2 separate regions of the Homo sapiens genome follow, and region 1 is linked to region 2. A link is an interaction called in ENCODE POLR2A ChIA-PET data of the cell type or tissue named here. Cell type or tissue: OCI-LY7. All regions are shown on one strand. Each heading gives the region's core, and the rest is flanking DNA. Links, peaks and the distances in the headings are about the cores only. Region 1 has its middle 6.9 kb from the start of STIM2-AS1. Region 2 overlaps TBC1D19 (TBC1 domain family member 19).

Evidence for each region. Peaks named below come from ENCODE experiments on the same cell type or tissue, not always from the same donor. Only the 100,000 strongest peaks of a DNase experiment are listed, where the experiment ranks them.
Region 1: POLR2A ChIA-PET joins it to region 2 with 5 read pairs; 12 of 35 experiments call an interaction of 5 or more read pairs at or near these places.

Annotation. Positions count from the first base shown.
Region 1 is chr4:26,850,977-26,856,359 of GRCh38, forward strand. It overlaps a transcript of TBC1D19 not described here. Among named protein-coding and RNA genes, the nearest start is that of STIM2-AS1, 6.9 kb to the right of the region's middle. In OCI-LY7, for the core only: no CTCF peak of the experiment used is centred there; no DNase peak of the experiment used is centred there.
Region 2 is chr4:26,587,237-26,592,619 of GRCh38, forward strand. The region is part of intron 1 of TBC1D19 (TBC1 domain family member 19); the gene reads left to right. Among named protein-coding and RNA genes, the nearest start is that of TBC1D19, 5.8 kb to the left of the region's middle. In OCI-LY7, for the core only: a CTCF peak has its summit at 2,653; a DNase peak (open chromatin) is centred at 2,675; H3K27ac peaks cover 537 bases.

The DNA of each region.
Region 1 (5,383 bases), core at 100-5,099, 260 kb after region 2:
GGCCTGGATGAAACAAAAAGGGAAGGAAAGGGCAAATTCTGTTTCTTTCTCTTCTAGAGCTGGGACACCCTTCTTCTGCTGCCCTTGGACATCACAACTTCAGGTTTCCCAGCCTTTAGACTCTGGGACTGGCACTAGCACCCCTCAATCCAAGTTTGCAGGCCTTTGGCCTCAGATTGAGTTACGCCATTGACTTCTCTTGTTCTGAGGCTTTCAGATGTGGACTGAGCCACACTATCAGCTTTCCTGGGTCTTCAGGTTGCAGAGGGCCTGTCATGGGATTTCGCAGCCTCCATAATGGCATGAGCCAATTCCCCTAATAAATACCCTATCTATCTATCTATCTATCTATCTATCTATCTATCTATCTATCTATCTATCTATCATCTATCCATCCATCCTATTGGTTCTATCTCTGTGGAGAACTCTAATACACAACCCTAGCAAACTAATACAGACATGTAATTCCTTTCTTAATAGCAAGGAGAGTGGACTGATTCCAGGGTTGAACAGTTCCAGAGACTTTTTCTATTACTGTGAAATGATCTCCTTAACACCTCAAACTTCAGGTGGAGGGTGCAAAGGATGTAAACTCAAGCTACTGAATTCCCCTTCATAAACTTACTTTTTGGCTATTAAACTAAACCTTATTTTCTATTTAAATATTTATTTTGTACTACAGTATTTCTATGAGTAGTGATGTCTATAAATGTGTACCTTGCTGTGAGAAGTACGAGTTCTTTTTTTATTTTTTGTTTGAGATGGAGTATCACTCTGTTGCCCAGGCTGGAGTGCAATGGTACGATCTTGGCTTACTGCAACCTCCGCCTCCCAGGTTCAAATGATTCTCCTGCCTCAGCCTCCCAATAGCTGGGACTACAGGCGTGTGCCACCACGCTCAGCTATCAAGTTCTTTTATTTACTTAGTGCATGGAGGATGAGACAGAAAGGGTATGTCTGGGGAAAATGTAAACAATTTAATTGCTTTAAATGTTGTCCATATGCTGGTGACTCCTAAATCTAAATCTCCAGCTTGGGCTTTTCCTCTGAATTCCTGGCCTCTATCCAATTACTTACTGATGTTTCCACCTGGATGCCTATTAGGCATCTCAAAGTGAACGTATGCAAAACTGAGTTTCTACTGTCCTTCTGCCATCACTTGCTCTTCTCACAGTCTTCCACATCTTGGTTGATGGCAACTCCATTCTTCCAGTTGCTTAAGGTAAACATTTCGTTGTTATCCTTGACTTTCTCCTCTCACACGATGTATTCGGTTGGTCTATAAATCCTGTTGAGGCTGGGTGTGGTGGCTCACACCTATAATCCCAGCACTTTGGGAGACCAAGGCGGGAGGATTAGTTGAGCTCAGGAGTTCGAGACCAGCCTAGGCAACATGACACAACTCCTATCTCTACAAAAAAAATACAAAAATTAGCTGGGTGTGGTAGTACATGCCTGTGGTCTCAGCTACTTAGGAGGCTAAGATGGGAGGATCCATTGAGCCCGAGAAGTCAAGGCTGCAGTGAGCTGTGATTGTGCCACTGTACTCCAGCCTGGGTGACAGGGCGAGACCCTGTCTTAAATAAATAAATAAATATCAATCCTGTTGATTCTACCTTCAGAATTTACCAAGAAGTCCACCCCCGCCCCTTTTGTTTTTTGAGATGGAGTCTCACTCTGTCACCCAGGCTGGAGTGCAGTGGTGCGATCTTGGCTCACTGCAACCTCTGCCTCCCGGGTTCACACCATTCTCCTGCCTCAGCCTCCCGAGTAGCTGGGATTACAGGCGCCTGCCACCATGCCCAGCTAATTTTTTGTATTTTTAGTAGAGACGGGGTTTCACCGCGTTAGCCAGGATGGTCTCGATCTCCTGACCTCATGATCCACCTGCTTCGGCCTCCCAAAGTGCTAGGATTACAGGCGTGAGCCACTGCACCCGGCCGGATTCTACCACTTTTAACCATCACTTCTGCCACTATTCTGGCCTAAACTACATCATCTCTTGTCTGGACTGTGCAGCAGCCTCCGCAATGGCGTCCCCGCTCCTACCATGAAGCAACCAGAGCGATCCTGTAAACACATATGTCAGATGCCATGATTCTACTCAAAACCTTTCAGTGTTTCCAAACTCATTCAGAGGAAAAAGCTGTAAGAGCCCTGCATGTTCTGGCCCCTATCACTTTTCTTTCATTATCCACTATTTTCTCTGTCAGATACTCTAGCTAGATCGATCTCACTGGTATTTGTGAACAAACCACATACATCCTTTCCCCAAAACTTTTCTGTGGGCTGAAATCCTCTCTCCCCAGACATCTGTACAATTCTCTCATTTTGTTCAGGTCAAAAGTTATCTCCCCCCTTCCAGCTCCCCACCCACTTAGCACTTATCATTATCTAATATACAACATATTTTACTTTTTCATCTCCCATATTTTCAGCTTCCCAATTAGAATATAAAATTCCATCAAAGCAGACATTTTCTTTTCTTATTGTCACATAGTAGCGGGCCCAATAAATTTGGCTAAATAGCACTACTTTGTCCCAGTTAGAGAAACAACTTTTTTTTTTTGTTTGTTTTTGAGACAGAGTCTCGCTCCGTCGCCCAGGCTGGAGTGCAGTGGTGCGGTCTCGGCTCACTGCAATCTCTGCCTCCCAGGTTCAAGCCGTTCTCCTGGCTCAGCCTCCTCAGTAGCTGGTATTACAGGTGTGCACCACCATGCCTGGCTAATTTTTGTATTTTAGTAGAGATGGAGTTTCACCATGTTGGTCAGGCTGGGCTCGAACTCCTGACCTCATGATCTGTCCAGCTCAGCCTCCCAAAGTGCTGGAATTACAGGCGTGAGCCACCGCGCCTGGCCAAGAAACAACTTTTAAAATCTGATCTTCTTTCTTTCGTATTTACAATAATGCTCTGGGAATGTGCTCATCCGTAATTCAAACATCCACATTTCCAGACTTTCTGTTTTCCTTCGTTTCCATATCAGAAGGCTTGTCCTCAAACTCTCTTTTACTTATTCTTCTTCCTCATTGCAAACACATTCTGAAACACCTTTGTGTAAATATAAACACGTCAAGACAAACGCCTGATTTTACCATCTCCTGGCAGCTACACTATGTGAAATATGAGATCATTTCTTCACTTGACATTAAATTTTGAGGCAAGAACATCTTGAAATAAACTATTTCCTTAAAATGATTTAACTATACCAGAGACTGTGGAACCAGAATTTCATGGTGACAGATATTTTTAAACAATTAACAAAGCATAAATAAATAAAAGAAATACATATCTGTTTGGTGCTATTGTATGGCTGTGAGCTCCTTGGATTCTGGACTAGAAATTATCTTACTAATTTTTGATCTTAGCACCTAATATAGTACCCGACCCTAAAATGCATTCAATATTTGATGTATGAACACAAACGGCTTCTCTTAGTTCACAATGCCTTGGCTCTCCTATGTCTTTGCCATTATCATAAATTTGAACCCAGCTTATGTGCCTCCCTGGATTTACTTGGTAATAGTTTTATGTTGAATGCTACTATTACTATCCAGGAACTTTACACCATAACAGCATCCTTACAGGTTGCAGAAGGGATGTTTCAATCTTCCTTGGAGCGTGACTTGTTGAGCTCTGTGGCTGCCTTGGTGGTAGGGGCCAAGATGTGATGTTCCCCTTGCTCCAGGTCTCTCATGCTGCTTTAGGGCACAACTTTAATAATGCCTGGTTAATGCCTTGAATCTCCAGCCTTTTTTTTTTTTTTTTTTTTCCTCTGGGGCTTCCCTTTTGTTACAGAGGTGGTAGACGCTCCTGGGATACTGCAGGCTGCAGGTGGACAGTGGCACCCATTCACTTGCTGGCTTAGCTCATGCATGGATAATGCCACTGCTGTTCAGGGATCTGGCTTCTCTGGCAGCTGCCTGGAGCGGCAGGTGGCATGACTGAAAAGTGCGGGCGAGTTTGCATCTCCTGCAGAAACCTTTGACTGATGGGAGCCAAAAGTTCCATTTTTCTCCCTTCTTCTCGCACTGTTCCAAAACAGAGTGGTCTCCACTATGGAGGCATCGTGAGAGACTGAGCAGCCAGCTCAGTGGTGCATCACCTGGATATTTTTCTGCCTCCTTCTGTGCGTGGCTCATGTCTCCCTTCCCCTTACTTCTGCTTCACTGGGGTTGAAGGAATTGTTGAAGGAAATCCTACTCTCTAAGGAACTGTTATATGGGCCTTTGCATCGGGTCCTATTTTCTAGAGAACTTTTGACTGTCACTTTAGGCATATGGCCCTGTAAAGACTTCTGTGTACGTACCTTTGTTGTATGTGCTCTTGTAGATTGTTCGTGTATTCTTTTTTTCTACTTTCCTTTTTTGCACAATTCAACTCAAAACGAGCTCTTGTTTTTCATACCTTAAGGGTTTAAATAATAATAGCTAACTATGCACCAGGCAGCTTTACAATCATTTTTACTTTACAACAACCCTCTATCTAGGTATTAGCATAAGGACCTGGTTTTACTGGAACAAAAATACCGGAGTTCCTCACCTTACGAAGGGTTTTCGTTTCAGATGGGTGTACTTGGGTGTACTTATGGCCATTTTTTTTATACATTCAAACTTAAGGAGTTGAAATTTCCAGTCCCTGGATGGATTTTCCACAAAGAAGAGGGAGGTGGGCAGCCCTTTGAAGCTTTTAAACAGGCCCACTTTTCTTCTCCTTGCTGATATATGTTTCTGTGGCATCTTTTTCTAAAGTAGGTGTTTTGTATACTTTAAGATTGAAAGTAGGTAATTCCTTTTTAGATAATCTCTTCAAGTGCTGTAGGGAACCCCTTGGCAGCTTCCTGCCTCATAATTCACAGACATTATGAATGTTTTTAAAATTAATTTTTAATTGACAAATATTGTGTATATTTATGGAGTACAATGTTTTGAGCTATATGTACATTGTAGAACAATTCAACTGAGCTAACATATCTATTATCTCACTGACTTAACCTTTTTTGTAGTGACAATGTTAAAAATCTATCTTTTTAGCAATTTTGAAATAGACATTAACTGTGGTTATTGTGAAGTACAATAGATCACTCAAACATATTCCTCCAGTCTAACAGTAACCTTATACCCTTTGGTCAGCATCTTCCCTTTCCCCATCCCTCGCCCCATTCACACTTACCAGCCTCTGGTAATCACCTTTATACTGTTTCTATGAGATGAACTTTTTTTTAGATTCCACATATGTGGGGTCATACAATGTTTGTTTTTCTACGCCTGGCTTATTTCACTTAGCCTAATGTCCTCCAGTTCCACCCATGTTGCAGTGAATGAAGAATTTCCTTCTTTTTTAAGGCTCTATAGTATTCCACTGTGTGTATATATACCCTATTTT
Region 2 (5,383 bases), core at 97-5,096:
AATTTGCTAACATTTTGCTGAAGATTTTGTAACTGTATTTATGAAAGATACTGGTTTGTGGCCAGGCGCGATGGCTCATGCCTGTAATCCTAGCACTTTGGGAGGCCAAGGTGGGCAGATCGCTTGAGCTCACGAGTTTGAGACCAGCCTGGGCAACATGGCAAAACCCTATCTCCACAAAAAATACAAAAATTAGCCAGTGTGGCAGTGCGCACCTGTAGTCCCAGCTACTTGAGAGGTTGAGGTGGGAGGATGGCTTGAACCTGGGTAGCAGAGGTTGCAGTGAGCAGAGATCGCACCACTGCACTTCAGCCTGGGTGATAGAGCCAGACCTTGTCTCAAAAAAAAAAAAAAAAAGATATTTCTTTGTAGTTTTTTTTTTTCTTGTAACACTTTGTCTGCTTTCGATACCAGTTAATGATGATCTTATAAAATAAGTTGGGAAGTGTTCCTTATTTTCTGGAAGAATTTATGTAGAATTAATATTATTTGCTCCTTAAATATTTGGTAGAGTTCCCAGCAAAGTCACTGGTGCCTAGAGTTTTCTTTATGGACACATTTTTAATTAAAAAAATTCAATTAAAAATATATGCAGGCCATTCAGGTTATCTATTTCTTCTTCTGTAAGCTTTTGTAGTTTTTATGTTTCAAGAAGTTGCCGCACTTAATTTATTTTAACGAATTTACTGGTATAAAATTGTTTATATGATCCCCTTATATTCCTTTTAGTGTCTGTAGGATTTGTAGTGATAGCCCCTCCTTCCTTCCTTATACTGTCATATGTGTTCTTTTTTTTTTTTTTTTTTTGAGGTGAAATCTCGCTTTGTCGCCCAGGCTGGAGTGCAGTGGCATGATCTCGGCTCACTGCAAGCTCCGCCTCCCGGGTTCACGCCATTCTTCTACCTCAGCCTCCTGAGTAGCTGGGACTACAGGCGCCTGCCACCACGCCCAGATGATTTTTTGTATTTTTAGTAGAGACAGGATTTCACCGTGTTAGCCAGGATGGTCTCGATCTCCTGACCTCGTGATCCGCCCGCCTTGGCCTCCTAAAGGGCTGGGATTAAAGGCATAAGCCACCGCACCTGGCCATGTGTTCTTTTTCCCTAATTAATCTGGCTAGAGATTTATCAATTATATCAATACTTTCAAAGAAGTAGCTCTTGGTTTGATTGTTTTTCTGTTTTCAATCGCTCTGATTTTTTTCCTTTATTATTTTTTTCTGCTTGCTTTGGATTTAATTTGCATTTTTAAAGCTATTTAGGTGAAATTTAAATTTTTGATTTGAGACCTTTATTCTCTTCTAATTAAATGCTCTAAATTTCTTTCTATGTACTGGTTTATCTGTGTCTATAAATTAGGATATAGTCTATTGCCATTTTCACCCAATTAAAATTTAAAAAAATTCTCTTGTGATTTTATGGGTTCTAATAACCCATGGGTTATTTATAAATGTGTTGTTTACCACTATCTTTCTCTGATTGATTTCTAGTTTAATTCTCTTATGGTCAAGAATAAAATATGTATGATTTTAGCTGTTTACTTACTTTTATGATCCAGAATATGTTTTATCTTGTTTGTTTCATATGTACTTGAAAAGCATGCTTATTCTGCTGTTTCTGTTCCATAATTGTCAATTAGGTCTAGTAGGCAATTTTGTTTCAGTATTCTATATCCTTACTGAGTGTAGGGGCTTCAGTCAATATAGACAAGGATCAAGCTGGGTTTGGGTTTTGTTATTGTTGTCATTACCTTCAGTATATCACAGGCTTCAGATTCCTTTGAAACTAGAGGTAGTTAGGAGGCTGAGGTGGGCAAATCACTTAAGGCCAGGAGTTTGAGACCAGCCTCGCCAACATGGTGAAACCCTGTCTCTACTAAAAATACAAAAATTAGCCAGGTGTGGTGGTGCATTCCTGTAATCCCAACTACTCGGGAAGCTGAGGCAGGAGAATTGCTTGAACCCGGGAGGTGGAGGTTGCAGCGAGCCAAGATCGTGCCACTGCCCTTCAACCTAGGGGACAGAGCGAGACTCCATCTCAAAAACACAAACAACAACAACAACAACAACAAAACCCAGTAGTAGACTGCTGTTACTTTGTGCTTGGCATAGATCTTAGGGTACTACAGAGTTTTTCTCATTGTTTCTACTACATCCTTGACTTTCTTCTGTCTCCTTGCCTGTTCCTCAGGGGGAGATCTCTCTTTGTGCTCTTGTCCCCAGCAGAAGTCTGTTGTTTGTTATTCAGTCCTGGGCTCACAGTAGGTGCAGGAGTCATCTGTTTTTCTGACTCAGTCCATGTGCTTTATCCTTGGATGTGGAGCTTTCCCAGCTTTGGCATGTTCCATCCCCTTATCCCTTTGGCAGCCCAGTTCTGCCTTGTGTCTGTGGTATTGAGTGAAAGACCCATACCTGCCCTGCCCTAGTGCTAATTTACCTCTGCTTTGTATTGTTGTAGGATCCTGGGCCCAAGAGAGTTTTCTTATTTTCCTATGAGGTTGAGGGTTTTTGTATCTATCCCACCCCCAAAAGCAGTGAATTACTGCCTTGTCTTCAGAATGGGAGGGTTTCTGAACCTTCCCCAGTGTTTTTAGTCCTTTGCTTCAGATGAGAGGAGAGTTTGGCCAAGGTAGCAGTTTTATGCTTGTCCTGCAGTGGCAGCCTATCTCGTTTTGCACACCTGTGCCACCAGAGTGCTCTTTGTAGATTTCTGCTCTCAGTCTTTTGTATGGGCACCTGGCATAGACCTATGGAAAAGACTATGCAAATGTGTGTGAATTCCCCTTGCATTTTGGGTTCCAAAATTATTCCAAACCGACACACTAGCCTACATCTTGTCTATGATAGTTAACATTTTAGTTCATTTCTTACTGTCTTGTATGGTAGCTTCCTTTTCCTCCTGTGCTCTGCCAAAGGTGAAGTAGTTTAGAATCTCATTTGTCCTTGAAGGAGCTTGTTACTACTTGGAATTTAATTCACTTGGTTGTCTTATAGCTTCAGTTTACTGATGGGTTCAGAATGTATGATTTTTGAATATTGTACTGTTTTTCTTATTTGGCTGGGGGTGACATTCTTTTATAGTGGCTTTCTACAGTGGAGCTAACAGAACTCCAAGAATTAGGGTATAAATATTGCTATAATGTCGTGAGAATGATTGGTATGTAATTTTCCTTCCTTGTAACCATCTTTGTCACGTTTTATATCAAGGTTATGCTGGCCTCATAAAATGAGTAGGGAAGTGCTGCCTCCCTTTTAAAATTTTATTTGCCATAAGAGTGTTATGAGATTTGTTATTTTTTAAATGTTTGGAAGAATTCTTCAATGAAGCCTGTGTCTGCAGTTTTCTATTTGAGAATATTTTTAAATTAATAGACTTTAGATTTACAGAAAAATTGATCAGAAAGTAGTTTCCATTTATCCCTCTCCTTTGCACAATTTTCATCTATTATTAACATCTTGCATTAGTGTGGTACATTTGTTTCAGTTGAACTAATATTGATACGTTATTATTAACTAAAGTTCATGGTTTACATTAAGGTTCACTCTTTGTCTTGCAGGTCTGTTTTTTTTTTTTTTTTTTTTTTTTTTTTTTTGTGAGTCAGTGTCTTGCTATGTTTGTCTCGCTAGGCTGGTCTCAAGCTCCTGGGCTCAAGGGATCCTCCTGACTCAGTCTCCTAAGTAGCTGGAATTCCAGGTGTTCACCCATGTACATGGCTACTGTGGGTTTTGACAAATACATGGTGTCCTGTATTTATGTATTCACAATTCCAGTATCATACAGAATAGTTTCAGTATTCTAAAAATCCCCTGTGGCTTACCTGCTCATTCCTCCCTTCCCCCTGAGACTCCGGCAACCACTTTTTACTGTCTCTATAGTTTTGCTTTTAAGAATGTCATATAGTTGGAATTATGTGGTATGTAGTTATTTTACTGGTGTCTTTCACTTAGCAATATTCATTTAATGTTCCTCTCTGTCTTTTTGTGGCTTGATAGCTGATTTTTTTTTCTGTTTAGTAATATTTTATTGTATAGATGTACCACAGTTTGTTTATGCATTCACCTGTTGATAGACATCTTGGTTGCATACAAATTTTAGCACTTATGAATAAAACTGCTATAGGGAGCTGAGATCGCACCACTGTGGAACAGGAATTAAAAAAAATTAAAGAATGTGTAAGCAGAAACTCAGTTATATGTAAGAAACCCAATTCCCCTTGAGAAAGAGAAAGAGCTGGAGTCCTTTAAAAATTAACTGCCTGAACTGAAGGAAACAGAGACACAAAAAAACCCTTCAAAAAATCAATGAATCCAGGAACTGGTTTTTTGAAAAGAACAACAAAATTGATAGACCACTAGCAAGGCTAATAAAGAAGAAAAGAGAGAAGAATCAAATAGACACAATAAAAAATGATAAAGGGGATATCACCACTGATCCCACAGAAATACAAACTACCATCAGAGAATACTATAAACACATCTACGCAAATAAACTAGAAAATCTGGAAGAAATGGATAAATTCCTCGACACATACACTCTCCCAAGACTAAACCAAGAAGAAGTTGAATCTCTGAATAGGCCAATAACAGGCTCTGAAATTGAGGCAATAATAAATAGCTTACCAACCAAAAATAGTCCAGGACCAGACGGATTCACAGCCAGATTCTACCAGAGGTACAAGGAGGAGCTGGTACCATTCCTTCTGAAACTATTCCAATCAATAGAAAAAGAGGGAATCCTCCCTAACTCATTTTATGAGGCCAGCATCATCCTGATACCAAAGCCTGGCAGAGACACAACAAAAAAAGAGAATTTTAGACCAATATCCCTGATGAACATCAATGCAAAAATCCTCAATAAAATACTGGCAAACCGAATCCAGCAGCACATCAAAAAGCTTATCCACCATGATAAGTGGGCTTCATCCCTGGGATGCAAGGCTGGTTCAACATATGCAAATCAATAATTGTAATCCAGCATATAAACAGAATCAATGACAAAAACCACATGATTATCTTAATAGATGCAGAAAAGGCCTTTGACAAAATTCAACAGCCCTTCATGCTAAAAACTCTCAATAAATTAGGTATTGATGGGACATATCTCAAAAATAATAAGAGCTGTTTACGACAAACCCACAGCCAATATCATACTGAATGGGCAAAAACTGGAAGCATTCCCTTTGAAAACTGGCACAAGACAGGATGCCCTCTCTCACCACTCCTATTCAACATAGTGTTGGAAGTTCTGGCCAGGGCAATCAGGCAGGTTAAAGAAATAAAGGGTATTCAATTAGGAAAAGAGGAAATCAAATTGTCCCTGTTTGCAGATGACATGATTGTATATCTAGAAAACCCCATCGTCTCAGCCCAAAATCTCCTTAAGCT